Linked DNA regions of Homo sapiens: region 2 is linked to region 1. The links are chromatin contacts, found by Hi-C or POLR2A ChIA-PET in ENCODE. All regions are on one chromosome and are shown on one strand. Each heading gives the region's core, a stretch centred on a gene start or an enhancer-like site at or near the end of the contact. The rest is flanking DNA. Distances are from core to core; before and after follow the strand shown. Region 1 holds the start of ATP5F1E (ATP synthase F1 subunit epsilon). Region 2 has its middle 6.7 kb from the start of LINC01711.

What was found. A loop is a pair of places that touch in the nucleus more often than their neighbours do. ChIA-PET counts read pairs that join two places held with the same protein, here RNA polymerase II (POLR2A). Pooled maps may share reads with other maps.
Region 2: a pooled map shows a loop between it and region 1 (2.7-fold over the local background). The contact joins the enhancer-like site here to the promoter of ATP5F1E in region 1. A Hi-C loop is called at or near these places in 1 of 50 pooled maps. POLR2A ChIA-PET finds 5 or more read pairs at or near these places in 3 of 52 experiments (A673, H1 and WTC11).

What each region holds. Positions count from the first base shown.
Region 1 is chr20:59,027,521-59,034,829 of GRCh38, forward strand. ATP5F1E (ATP synthase F1 subunit epsilon) reads right to left here and starts at 4,815. Exons shown (of 3, transcript NM_006886.4): 1 at 4,700-4,815; 2 at 2,783-2,909; 3 at 1-1,321. The coding sequence starts at 4,731. The coding sequence ends at 2,786. It overlaps PRELID3B (PRELI domain containing 3B), which reads right to left. Exons shown (of 6, transcript NM_016045.3): 6 at 5,625-7,309. SLMO2-ATP5E (SLMO2-ATP5E readthrough) reads right to left here. Exons shown (of 6, transcript NR_037930.1): 5 at 2,783-2,909; 6 at 1,158-1,321. RefSeq lists enhancers at 1,294-1,824, 4,609-4,748 and a silencer at 4,769-5,058.
Region 2 is chr20:58,624,408-58,631,716 of GRCh38, forward strand. No RefSeq gene overlaps it. Among named protein-coding and RNA genes, the nearest start is that of LINC01711, 6.7 kb to the right of the region's middle. Within about 2 kb of position 3,169, at least 2 of the 41 ENCODE cell types and tissues checked have a DNase peak (open chromatin) inside an H3K27ac peak, as active enhancers do.

The DNA of each region.
Region 1 (7,309 bases), core at 3,565-6,064:
CTTTATTCGTCCCATGTCAAAAAGGCCCGATAGCTTTTTGATTCATTTATTCCTGTTCCCTGTAATGGAGGATACTTCCTAGTACCTTAATCTTGGGGGCCACAGCACTGAACTGAGGTGCCCTAACTTGCCAACAGCAGGATGACAGCTCCGAGGCGGAGGACTCCAAGGGCTCCTAACCTGCTGTTTTCCAGAGGCACCCTCTTCCACTCAATTGGCTCTGCCTCCCTGCTCGCTCTGTGCTGAGAATTCAGTAAAACCTACAGGTCAAGTGTCGGGACAATAAGTCATTCCCAGAAGCCGAGAACAAAGATGTTCTTTTCGGCTTATCCTCGGCATTGCTGACAGTGGCCCTGATAAATCATTGTGAGCTTAAGTACCATGTGAGAACTGATCCTAGAATGGTGTTTCAAAATTTCCAGTTCAAATTTATTTCTCCAGTCTCCAAAAACAGTTAAAATCAGGCAGTTAACTTTGCAATGGTGTTTTACTTGCCCAAGCCCTTTCAAGTTTCAAAGAAAGATAAAAACATAACTTGCAACAATTTTTCATCCCTAAATAATGAATGAATGAATCACTATGGAAATACCACGAAACTGCTGTTGTGGTCACCGTGTCCCAGACTTGCAGTCAAAACTCCTAGGTTTTAATTTCAGTTTGGCCATCAACTCAATGAGCAAGTTATTCAATAGCTTTGCCTCATTTCCTATGAGAAATGCTACCAGAGTATAAAGATTCATTTACAAAACAATGTGAAAAACACTTTGTGCTTAAATTCTGTAACCGTTCTTATCTATAGGCTTTAAGTGCACAATACAAAACAAGTACAATTTAGTATTTCTTCTTCTAATCTACACTTTTAGTATTTAATAATTATTTCCATTTGTTACTGATAACCATGTCATTATTCTGACATGACAACAATTCAAAAATAAGGGACTACGAAGCCTCAATGACAGCAGATAATTTTGATCACCAATTAATGTCATGAAACAACTATTTTGAGACATTTTCAAAATGCTTTCTGTATCCCTTTGGTCACTAAATATTAAATCTGGCTTCCCCTGCTTTTAAGAAACCCTGGTTCACATGGCCATAATCATGCAGCTGTGCAGACAGTTCCTTTAAAGAAAATGAAAAAGTCTCACAAACTAAAATCAAGAGTAACAGTGAACCATATTTCAATTTATTGACATTGTCAATTTATGAACAAGACAGGATTTTTTTTTTTCCCATGGAATGAGATCCTTTTCAATCTGCCATAACATGTGCCCACACATCTTCACCTTGGAAATGTAGCATTTCAAGCTTTAGTCAGGGTCTAGGAGGAAAAAGAAAATGCAAGTTGCTGGCTAGTTCTCTGTGTTTTCTTAAAAACTCAACATGAATATAAGAAATAACTTCCTTATAGTGAACTGTATAACTGTGGCTATCATTCACATTGCCGTGGCTCAGATGTAAAAAGTGCTGGTTCAAGTACACAGGCTTAGTCAAGCAGGCATTTTCCTGCTGAGTAAAAGTAAACACTCTCCCAGAATAAAGAAACTACTTTGCCTTTAAAAGACACTAACATCTCCTTGTGCTAATGAGGTGGGGTCTGTAACCCTGAAGGGCATAACAGAGAGGGGCTAATGCTTTGTTTAAGGGGATCGGACACTACTTCCTGACCCCCAGGACTTTGCAAAATCTCAGCATTAGATGCAGTCTGGCAGCTCTGAGCCGAGTGAGGCTAAATGATTTTCTGTTAGCTTACTGTTAAAACAAAACAACCCAACATAAAACCAGGTCTCATTACTCAGAATTATGAGATTAGACAGAGAGCCCCTAGAAAAAGGGCTAAATTCAAAACACTGCATCTCCAGACTTGTAATAAAATATTTACTAATTCAAAATGAAAATGAAAAGTGCTTAGGGGAGACAGTTCCAATAAGTAAAATTGCTCATAACCATAAGCTGCCAAAGGATTAATATTTATCACATTTCTGTGCTATTATGGGTCTGAAGCTTTTTAAAAGCAAAACAAGAAAAATTAAATCTGAAAAACATCTCTCTGATAATTTGCCTTGCCTACTTTTGAAATAACAATGTCAAGAAAGTACTTTAGAGATCAAACCACTTTTATAATGTGGAACACAAAAGTCTACACTTATCAACTGTACAGACCTTTTTATTTCACGAGAATTTAACTTTACATCACCAACATCTTTGGAAAAGTAAAATGAACCAAACCCTCTGAAAGCATAATAAATTAGCAAAACAGTATTCGCTGCGGGGTCTTGCAGATTTTATTGCTTGATACAACAGCAGGACCCTTGCCTGTGCCTGTAGTTATTATGTTCGGGAAGTAGTGATTTGTGAGAACATTAGTGGTTGTGGGGGAAATAAAAATGTAAAGAACTGTAGTTTTTCATGCTCTTGGACTGTTATGTAACTCCAATTGCAATTATACAAGTGGGGAGTTCATCCTCCAAATTATTTGATTTGTGCAGACAAATGAAACAGGTTTAATTCAAATACGATGGCTCTCTACCTAAGCATTGCTAAATGAACTGAAAATCAATGTGCCAATTACTTCTGCTTGTCAGGGCCCAAGAAGACTTTCTTTTTATTAGGCCAGGGGACTTCTATAACCTGCATGCTTTAAATTATACCATCCCAATAACTAACTTCCAAATACACTGACTAAAAAATGAATAGAACCCAAAACTAAAATTATTTTGATCTTTATGGTGCTCCAAAAACTTAAGATGCAACTGTTCTTCTAAATAAATCCATAACTTACAGATTATTCCTTCTTTACTTTCACAATTTTTACGTTGCTGCCAGAAGTCTTCTCAGCATTTGCTTTGAATTCTGTCTTCAGTGCATCTCTCACTGCTTTTGCACAGATCTGGGAGTATCGGATGTAGCTGGGAGAAAATGAGAGAAGGTATATGGTTAATTATCAATATTCCAGCCAGACAGCTGTTACTGTGTTTTCGCTTTTCTTCCTGTACTTTTTATTTTGGTTTGGTTGTACCTTATTGTAGAATTGGATTTAAAAATATGACTAATGCCAAAAAGTATCTATACAAAGAAAAAGAACTAGAAAAAAATGTACCAAAGTATTAACTGGTGTTTGGATGGATGATCTTTGATTTTTCTTCTTTGTACTGTGTTTTCTCTTTAGTGTATATTAATTCAAAATGAAAGATGCATAAATGTTTTTAAAAATCCCACAGCATAGAAAAAAAGAGACTGAAATGTTTAGAGACTATAACATGAATCATGAATTCTCTCCTCGATTTCTCTCCTTAAAACTTTAATTATATTATTCTTGGAAAATGAGGTATACATAAGAGAAAACTATTTTGAATTAAAACAATTCGTTCTAAATTATTTAAACTCTTCTCTGAGAATACTGAATTCTGTCTCACAAGTCTGCCACTGAAAATAACCTCCTAATGAAGATTTCTAAATCAAACTGAAAAGTGCTTAGAGAACATCATCAATTCTAGCAAAACTGTAAAACCTGCTTCCTGTTTGGTAGATGGACTCCCATCAACACTGTAGTTTCCAAAAGATGTCAGATCACCTTTCCCACTTTTGAAAAACAGGAAGCGGGGAGGGGTGCTATTTTCTCATGTTTTAGAATTTATTTTGGGGACTCAGAGGTATGAGTTCCAATGCCTGCTTCCATTCTTACTAACTGGGTGACCTTCAGGCTGTTCAACCTTTTCAGCACGTTTACTCACTCACCTGAAAAAAACAACAGAATAAAAGGACAATAATACCTGTCCTGCTGATAGCTGGGAGGAGGAAAAACAAGTGTGAAAAAGTATGGATCACAGGGTAGGTTGCCTAATAAACGGTATCTACTACTGGGACTATCATCCTTCCATCCTTCCAATTCTACAAGACTTCGCTGGCTTGACCTCAGCAAGTCGGGAAGCTCCGCTGTAGTGTACCCACAAAATGTAAAGTGCTACACCATCCAGTCAACTAACAAGGTGTGTCACCTAGAGCAAGGTACTTCTGCTCACTCAGGTGCACGGGTAAAAAAAAATCGGATGTGACAGCTAGACCAATGGTTTGCGGTTCCACTATGAGACACCATGTCCTCAAGTGGGTTCCATATTTGAGCTTTCCAGGAGCCACCTCTCATCTTTGTGAGGGGCTCTCGACAGTTATGGCTTTCACCCCTTTTAGACATAAGGAAACCTGAAATCAACAGGACTTAAAAGTTTAAAAAAAAAATGTGTAAAGTTGTAAAAGGCTCCACCTCGATGCTGGATTAAAGGTCAAAGCTGCTAACGGCGGTCACGTGGAGAGAAATCTCCTGTTTCCCGAGGTGGATGTGACTGTACTACTTTCACCACCTGGCTCCAGCACCATTCTAGAAGAAAAAGGTTTGCTAAATAAGAGCTGGCCTCTCTCTCGAGAAACCTGCCATTCACAAAGGTGTCCAGGGGCACTCTGTGGGTGCTGGGCCGCACCGTCGGGAAGCGAGGCAGGACACAGACGCGCTCCCACGCGAGGTCGAGGCCGCGCCCGCCTGAGCGCTTTGCCCACAGCGACGCCATCTTGGCGGCGACGCCCGAGGCTTGGCCCAACCCCGGTCACGCGTGGGGCCGCTGCTCTGTGTCCTGCATGACCTCTGGGCACCGGGATGCGCGCGGGCCGGCTCGCGAAGCCCTTCCCTCTGGAGGCCTGGGCCTACCTGAGTCCAGCCTGTCTCCAGTAGGCCACCATGCTGTAGCGAAAGCGGAGCTCGTCGGGCCGAATCGCCAAGACGCCGGCAATGTCGGCTCAGCCGGGCGGTTCAGCCGCAGGAAGATCAGACCACAGAAGCGGAAGAGGCGGGGCGTGCGGACCTGCCAATCACCGCCTCCTACCCGGCCCCGCCCCTGAGCACGGCCCCTGCTGCCCTGCCGCGGAAGCCCCCCGGCGCCGGGAGCCAATGGGCGCGCGCGGTCTGGACTGCGGGTGCCAATCCCGGGGCGGGCCGGCCGGCCGCGCCCACCTATTGGCTCCAAGAGCTCCCGGGGCGTGTGTCCCCCGACCTTCCGTATTACCCCGGCGGGGACGACGGGGGCAAGAAGGCCGGGGTGTCCCCGCTCGCTAAGGACCACTGAGCCGCGTGCTTTCGGGAAGCGAGGACGCGAGGCGGCGCGGGCACGGCCGCCCCGAGGGCCTGGCTTTGCGCCCGCTTCAGGGAAACGGCGCCGGCTTTTTTAAATCTGTGGACAGACAAGCGTGTCCTGAGAGCTGAGATTTAGAAAGGCTCTTAGGGCACCCCCTTTCTCGGAGTGACACTAAACCCTGGAAACCCAGTGGAGGACCCCCTAGCGTTTTCTGTAGTTCTAGGACCTGCTTCCGATGTGCGACAAGACGGAGGGTAAGGCAACAGTTGTCACTGTTGCCCGGAATGGATGGGAAGAAAAATGTGAGGAAAACCCACTGGAGGCACAGGGAACTGCCAGGCGGCCGGGAAAATGCTCATCTCAGAGCCTGTGATTTAGAGAAACTAACCCAACGCAGTGAAGGCTCACAGTCTAGGAATTAAAGTGTTTCTCTCATAAAGAAAAAAAAGCCTTTGCCCTTCACCTTTAATTACTAAAAAGAAATTATAATCAGGAAAAACATCACTTAAAAGAAAGTTTTTATTAACAAAAGTTTTCCTTAATTCACATTTCAACTTTATTAAATAGTCCAAGGGTTTCATTTATGAACACTTATTCCAGTTTAGTTCTCTTAAATTCATTTGCTTGTTGTGCATTTATGTTTAAAAAGGTAACTAACTGCACTGGAAAATGAAAATTTATAGTTTTATCAATAGGTCAGTTTTTAAAAAATCAAAGGATAAGGATTTAAAAATATTAGGGCATTACACCTTTTTCAGAACAAGGATAATTTACAGAAATTATACAAAGCAGATTTTCATCAAATATCAATTATTTAGCGATGTTTTATTTAGCTGAAATGTTATTTCACTTGTAAAAACTATCTCCGGTTACAAAAAAAAATCAGAAACCTTATTAAATTTAACCTGCTTTTACAAATGTCCTAAGAAGTCTTAAGCTAAACAAAATTTAAGTAGGAAAACGATAATTTAAAAATAGTGTGTTATACTATTTCTGTGGTTTATGTACATATATTAACTGGTCTCTTGGATAGGAAACATGACTAGAAGTTTATCACACTAAGCACTGTAAAATAAAGGCAAGAGCTAATCATCTTCTAGCAAAAATAGTCTCTATGCAACAATTGCAAATGTCAAAGCTATTATTTAGTAGTTAATTGCCTGCTACAATACATAAAACAAAGTACATTTACTGGATTGTTTTTCAGTTTGCAGCTGCCCTCTTGACATCCCAAATAAGGAATTCCCGTTAAGTAAAACCTGCAGTGCAATTCACTCAGTGGTTAGTTTCAGGCCAAGCCTCCCCCTACCATTATGCTTGTTCTTCCCCACCGCCCCCAAATCCTGCAGTGGCACCATATTATTAAAAACACTAAGTACCTGGGATTTATGCCTCAGAGCAAGACATCATTTGAGTAATTTCAAATGATACACAGCTCCTTCATGTAAAAAAGATGTTTTGTGGTCACAATTACTTCAAAAAGTAATTATATTCAAATAACCTGACATATCATGCCTTAGCAATTACAAAACCATGATTTTGACACATGGCAATTTTTAAGTTAGGCAAATGTAAAATGCTAAAAGATGTGAACAGCTGTTCTTCTGTTTAAGTTAGAGCACTGCAAAACTCAGGTAATGACTTTATTTTTTTCAGTTAACATAACCAGCCCACGATACAGCATACTAAATCACAAAGTACAAATCCAAGGAAGTTAATACCTTTACTAAGTTACAAAACTTGGGCAAATCAATACAGTACTCTTTTATAATGAAACCATACTTTTGTTGGAGTCATGTTACTTTAGTGATAATTTTCACTCCAAAAATATTTAAGTACCAAATCAAAACACTGGTTTTTAATGGTGGTTTATAGCATAGTAAGGTATTTTACACAAAATATATTTTAAAACTACACAATTTCTCCTTTTAAGTGAGCTCCCTTGTGCAAGCTGCTGAAGTGTACAGCAGCAGGGCAATGGGCGTCTATAGGAGGTGGCTCTGCTCTGTTCTGGGGTTGGTCCAAAGTCAGGTGGAGTTCCAATGTATGAAAAGCTTGAAAAATCTACCTTAAGGAGACTGAATATCAATACCAGTTTCCAAGGAGTTCTTGTTGAATTTTCACAGAAATACTGGAACCCTCAAAATCAGATAGTAATTTCAAACAACATTAATTTCAGATGATCC
Region 2 (7,309 bases), core at 1,919-4,418, 400 kb before region 1:
GAAAAGTTGCCCCCATCCCCACCAGGGGCAGCCACCCTCCACAATGGGTTGCTCTTCTGGGCATGGTCCAGAAGCTTCTAGAGAGAAAATGGCAGCACCAACCCCCGACCTCATGAAGCTGACGGTCCAGGGGGAGGGCAGACAGCAAACAGAAACAGACAAATAAGAAGAAGCAGAGCCGACATCAAGGGGCCGTGCTTCATGTGTTTTCAGAGCTACTAGGACTGCCTGGAATGACCATCCACGCTTATTTGTGTACTGAATCAAACCCCATATGGTCAGAGCCATGCTGATCTTGCTGCGTCTCTGTGTTGAGTACAGGGCTTGCATACAGTAAGCACTCAGCAGATGCATGCTGAGTGAAGGCTCGTGTGAACAGCAAGGCAGAAAAGTAGGTGCAATGGTGCAAGAAAGAGCAACTGGGAGAGCTGCTGAAAGAGGGCATCTGAGCAGAGGGAGCAGCCCGAGCCGAGGCCCTGGGGCAGGAACGTGCTTCCATATTCTAGGGAGGTCGGCAGGGCTGGAGAGCAGGGGGAGGCGGTGAGAGGTGCGCTTGCAGAGATGAACCTGTAGGCTGTGATCGGGAGGGTGGATCTTGATTCTCTCCTCCTGATGGGTTGTTCTTCTAGATGCGGCCCAGAAGCTTCTAGAGGAAGATGTCATGGAGCACCAGCCCCAGACTCTTGTCCATCCTCAGAAAGCAGGAAGGTGTGATTCCACGTGCATGCCTGTTATCTGTCAGCTGGTGTTAACGTGCCCACCAGCAGGATGGAGGCCGGCTCGGAAAAGAAGAGCAAGTTTGGAAACATCCTTGAGGGCCAGGGAGCTGGGAAGAGCATGGTAAACGTGAGTCCTCTGCTCTTGGCTGAGCCCAGACCAGACTTACATCTCCATCATTAGGGGCCTCCTTTGGAGACGAGAGAGCAGGCAGAAAGCCTGCCCTGTTGAAAATGGACCTATGTTTTCTAGAAGAAATAGTAGCAGCATAATGACTCTTTAGTGTAGGTAAAAATGTGTTGCCAACACTTAGCAAGAGACTAGGCACCCAGTGACACGGGAGAGGTAGGTTTGGATGAGACACAGCTCAGAATTGTCCAGATCACAGATTGTTTGGGAAGTGGCCTAGTGGCTGTGAGCCTTAAGGGTGACAGCGGAGAGGGCCCCTAAGTTGCACGTCTCAGTGTGACCCAAGGCAGGCCCACCTTCCTGGGTGGCGTGACCTGCCCTGCCCTCCCCCTCTGCAGCCCGGCCTCACTGGCTTCCCCTCAGCCGGTGTCCCTGCATTTTTCTATCACTGCTGGGACACGGTTTCCCCACCCTTCCCACATGCTTTACAGATGTTGGCACCAGCCTGTATCCCTGGCCACCTGGCAGTCATTGGACCTATTAAACTGGAGTTCACATGCAACACAGTGGTGCTTGGCTGGGGTCCCTCCCTCCCTCTGCCTGCTCCACCGGACTGTGAGCTCTGAGTGCAGATGTACTTCCTGTCTCTGGAAACCCAGCACCTGGAACAGTATCTGGTGCAATGTACGAGGTCAATAAATAGCTGCCAAGATGGGGATAGGTGATCCCATTTTATGGATGAGGAAAGTGAGGCCATGTGGGCAGAGCCCTGTGTTCCTTCTCTCCCACTCAAGTGAGATGCCCAGGGTACTAATTTAAGGGGGCGCTCACCTTCAGAGTCCAACCCTGTGCCAGCACCCCTTGTGAGTGAGTGCCACCTTAAATATGATACCTTGCTTGCCTCGCCCTTGTCCCACCCCAGAGAGGAAGGAAGTGAAGGGCAGAGGGACAGTGGCCAGGCAGCCGCTAGCCCAGGGGGCTCTCCACCCAACTCCGGAAGTACCCAGGCTGCCCTAAAAGTCCTGAGATGAGCTCACTCTGTTCATCACATCCAGATGCCACTGTGCAGGGAGCAATCAAGTCAGCCATTTCCCCCAATAAGCTTGACTTCAGGGGACTGGAGGAGCTATTTGTAGCACTTTTAAAACCTTTTATAGATCAGTGTGTTACCACTGATGACAGTGGAAGAAATGCTGCTATTAGAGGCAGGAGCTTTAAGAGGTTTGGGTATTGGCTATTTCTGATTGGGAATGCCATGCTGGGAATCAATGCTCCATGCGTCCTTGCAGTGCTGCGTGAGGAGGCCACACGTTGGCTTGAGCCTCCCTGCCATGCACGCTCCCCTTGGCTTGGTACCCCCCTTGACTGAGAACTTGGGGTGATTTTCTCCTCTGTAGCCAAGCCAGAGCCCCCCAGGCTCCCAGCTCAAGGCTGACCGAAGCTTGGTGTTAGGTCCGGGTTTCTTGGGGGTGCATGAGCTGCTGGCGCGTCCGCAGTCGGAGGCTGCTTTGTCTCTCTCGCTGTGTCTTTTCCTCTTGACTCTCTTGTTCTCACTCCCTCCTGCTGTGTCTTTGCCCTTGTGTCTGCTCTCCCTCATCTTCTTTCTCTTTCTTTTGTTCTTTCTTCTCCTCCTTGCCTCTCTTTTTCTTCCTTTCCTTCCTCTTCACAGAGTCCAAGAAATTCTAAGGAAATGAGAAGTGTGGGCTCATAGGTTTCTCACCTTGACCATCCTGGCTCATGCTGAGAACTGGGCTCCTTCAAAAGGCCTGTTGCATCTGTGGAAGTGGCTCTTCTGGAAGAGTCTGTGGCACCCATGGACAACAGCAGAGTGCGGCCCTCTGAGACCATGAGACTCATGTGATTCCTAATTCCACTAAACACTATGGGTTGGGTGCCAGCTACCTGCCAGGGGGTCCTTTTCTTGGAAGGAAGCCAGACACAGCTCCAGGAGACTGTAGTGCAAGATGGAGGAGGGCAAAGCCAGTGGAGGAGCTGAAGAATGACACCCAGTTCCAGTTGAGTGAACCAAGATGGCTCCAGGTGGGGTTGGCCTTGGAGTGGGCCAGGACAATTGAGTGGGGGAGGTGCTCATGGGTATGGCAGTGGTGACGGGGCAGAGAAAGTCATTTGAGGAGGAGGTGAAAAAGGGAAGTGGATAAGAAGATTTAGTCTTGGGTTCAGATCTTGGTTTCACAGCTTTCTGGCCATGTGGCCTTGCTCAAGCCGCTTCCACTTCTGGACCCTGTTTTCTGGCAAGTGAAAGGGGACCTACCTTGCAAAGGAATGGCATAAGATGACGTTTGTTGTGTGTTTGTCCCCTGCCTGGCGTATCCTCAGAATGTGGTTTGTGATATCTTTATGAACTTGCCAACAGAGGCAACCTGTGCATGCGACATCGCTGGGCGTGCAGAAAAGCCTAGAAAGCTAATCCTAGAAGCTTTTGCTAATGAGCACTTACTGTGTGCTAATGAGCACTTATATGACTTATATGTGCCAGGCAGCATTCTACAAGCCGTGGGTGTCCTGCCACTCAGTGCTCATGACAAGGACTCAATGGGAAGGATTCACCACCATGATGCCCACATGGCTGAAGAAGTGGATCCCCTGAAGGGAAAGCGGCCACCCAGCAGCCCCTGGAGCCGGCGTCCTACTGGGCATGTCAGCTCTGGAACCATGCTCCTCTCACTGTGGTTTTTGCTTCCCTATTGAAGGGCTTTGGGGGCCAGATGAGGGGTTTGGGCTCTATCCTGGCAGGAGGGGAGAAGGGGTGGGCAGCCTCTGAAAGTGTCTGTGGAGACCAGGTCCAGTCTCATTACTGGTGGCCAGTGGGGCAAAGGGCCTTGGGGGCTGTGGAGCAGCCACTATTGCTCCTGTTTCTAGGAACTTCTCTCTCTCTCCCCAACCTCATCACTGAGGAGCATCCTGTCTAGGGTTTCTGGAAGGCTCTCTTCTTACTTCCTTCCAGCCTCATGTCCTGATGGCGTTGTGTGCCAGGGGACTCACGGAATATTGTTTTCCTCTAACGACTCAGACAACTGATGAAATACTTGGTGCCTTGTTCTCCCTAAGACCTGTCCTCCCAAGGGCCTGCTTTCACATGGCTGCCAGGGCCTTCAATGCCGAGTCCGTGTTCCTCGGGGACCATCAACATGTGGAACTTATTTTTAATTTAAAAGAACAACAGACTCCCCAACCCCATTCCCCTCCCCCGCTTGCCTCCCACTGCTGCTCCTGGCTATGCGGTAAACACCAGGCTCTTGCTACCTCTCAGCTTTGCCATCGTGTCCAGCCTGGAAATTCTTGCTGGGCCATTTTCAGGGGCCAAGCCAAGGTCCTGGCCAGACCAAGGAAGCCCATAGGCACTTCAGCCTTCCCCATCTCTGCCCCCTGCATCCCTCTGACTTCTAGGCAAGCTGACCCATGCCACTCCCTTCTCTAGCAGCTGTCCTCTGCCTGTCCTTGGGAGGGCTGTGGGAAAGAACACCATGGCCCAAATCTTTAGATGGTTTGGACAAAAATTAGAGGGGATTCAGTCGAAGAGTACCTGCTGTCCCAGCAAGGCTGAAGCCTCCCAGAGTGTGAGGGTCTCATCCTGCAGACACCACCCCACTCATGGCTGCTCCTGTCCAGACCCTGGGATGCACTGTTTGACTTTGTCCTCATCTCAAGCCCACTTTACTTGTGGAGAAACTGAGACAAAGAGGCTGAGTAACTCGTCCGAAGTCCAGTGGTATAGGCCGGACTTGACCCGAATTCTGACCCCAAAGCCTGGCCCTTGACTGCCCCCTAGCACTGCACTGGCCAGGATTCCATGGTGGCCACTTTCTAATACTGCATCACAGCGCGGGGAGGGGCTCCAGGATCACTTACTTGCTCTTAACCCTGGCGACAAGGATGTGCTTTTGCAGATGTTGGTTTGTTCATGAGAAATTCGAGTCAGATTTGAGGGGGAAAGAGGAAAAGAGAGACACAGTGTGTGTAGAGCCATTATGTCTAATTCAGCCACCAACACACTTCTCTGTGGGCCTCTTCTGGCTCCAGAAGCCCCCTTCCCAGCTGTGATGTCACCAGCCAGCCTCTGCAGATGACAGCCCTGTGATTTATCATCAGCCACCTGCTTTCTCACTGCTGGGGACAGCCAGAGCCCAGAGCAGCCCCCACTGGGCTGGGCAGCAGCTGCCCCCTGCCCCATTGCCGCACTTCCAGGCCTATGAGCTTTTTGAGATTGTTTGCATTTTGGGAAATGCCAGTCATCTCTCCCAAATCTGCAGATAGCAGCATCTCACCATCCAGGGTTGGAGTTTCTAAACAGTCAGATAACCTTGCTCACAGAGAAACAGCCTGAACACCATTTACAGATAGCGACAGGATTTAATGAGATAAAGCCTTGGGCATCCATGAACCAATTTTTACGAGCCGTGATGAAATGGCTGTTTTCTTAATAGATACCCAAACAGAACACAATTCAGGGCTCTGAGAGCTTCAAAGGAACTTCTCAGCTCTAGCCTCTTGAAATTTCGGGCAAAATCCAAACACGTATCAGTCTTACCACCACCATGAAAATGATATGTTTTTGTAAAATTATGTGGGACCTATCTATCTGCCAAGGGAGAGATGGCCCAGATGCTTTTGGGACTCCAAGCCAGTGTCTTCAGCCTTTTCTCACATGATGTGAACACCAAATTCCAGTGCCACTTTCTAGAGGGGAGATTGCAGATGGAAGGCTTGTCCTGGAGAGGTTGAAACAGTGGGAAAGGAAATAAAGAGCATGCTCTCGCTCTTCCTCCAATTCCCTGAACTAGCTGGTTTCCTGAAGACTCCAGTGTGGGTAGACTGTGGCAAGTGGGTGACTGAATACTGACCTAGTCCTTAAAAAGAAAAAACGGTCAAAGGGCACCCTTCCAACCCCCACTGTGTGACAATGACCTCCTCAGAGAGCAGCCTTATGGGCCCCCTTTGAAAGGGCACAGTGACCCCCCTGGTGTCTGTCTGTTCTGCCCTGCTTGGAGAAACGGCTTCCTCCTCTGAGTTCCTAAAACATTTATCATCCCTATGATTTGCCAGGCAATTAGTCATGCCCTGCCTTGAGTATCTCTTCTATTGTTGTATCAAACGGCTGTTTAACCCTTATCAGCAGTGCAGTTTTCAATATCTTGTCTTTCTAACTCGATGTGAGCTTCCAGAGGGCTGTGCAAATGTCCACCCATGTCCGTCTCCTGTGCCCATGGTCCGTACACGTCTGGTCATCACCGTCAGAGGGTAGGACTGTGTCCTGCCTTTACAGGTAAAGTGTTTAGCATGCAAAATGCTTAGCACAGACACTGGCACCTCACAAGGGCCCAAGAAAGAGCCACTAGTGTTTACCTTGTTATTCATATTATTATCTGGTATACAAGAATAGCTAGTGAGCACCCTCCATGTGTGGGACACTGTGCCTGGTGCTGCTGAAGCCACTTGAAAATGGTACCTGTGAATTTCCCCAAAGCCATCTGGAATCAAGCTGGAAACTCTAGCTCTGTTTCCTACTGAAGGGAGACACGTATCCCCTCAGTGAGAAGTCTTTTCTTCAAAGGCCCTTGGTCGGTGTCAAGGATCCTTCGAGTCTAGGTGAAGTTGGTTGGTTTGGTCTCCAGAGCGGTGTGTGAATACAAATACAAATACCGTATTCACAGAATAGAGGATTTGTAGGTGGAGATCCTTGTCAACCTCTCCCCCAAAGTAGTCAGAGAAATGCCAGAAGAGAAGGAGCTCTCCAAAGGGGAGTGGGCTGGGCTGGGGGAGCTCAGAGCAAACCGTACCCATCATGGCTGGAACTCACTCGTGTCCCAGCTACTCCTCTCACTGGCTAAGGAATAAGGTGAGACAGTACAGAAGGTTGAGGTCGGAGAGCTGGGTGGATTTAGGGAGATACAGAGATGGAAACTTTGCTGTGGTCACGTCAAGTCAGACGATCTGATATAACTTCATCCACATCAGCCTCCACCTTCTTTATAAAAGCTCCCTCTGGTTCCTGTGTGGAGAATGTTTAGGGGTACAGGAGGGAACCCAGAAGTCCAGTGGGGGGCCTTCACAGTGGCCCAGATGACCTGGATTGGACCAGGGAGGTGGGGGTGGGCAGGGCAAAGGAGAGCAAGAAAAGCCAGGACCTTCTGAAGCCTTCCTCCTGGCCCCCTGGACCCCAGCTCAGGGTCTCTCCACTCCCTCCACTCCCCTTGTCCCCAGTCCTCCTCACCCTGTATCAGGGCTTCCTGTTAGCATGTTTTTGGCCTCATGGATGGGGGGCTCCATGAGGGCAGAGCCTTGGTTTACTTGTCCCTGCTCACTGACCCTAACAGGAAGAAAAGGAGGCCTGGTCTTGCGTACCCTCCAGGCTGAGCTCCTCACAGTCCCTGCATCTGAGGCCTGTGACAGTCAGGCCTGGAATGAGAGGAGAAGGCTGATCTCCCAGGCTGTCAATTGTTCC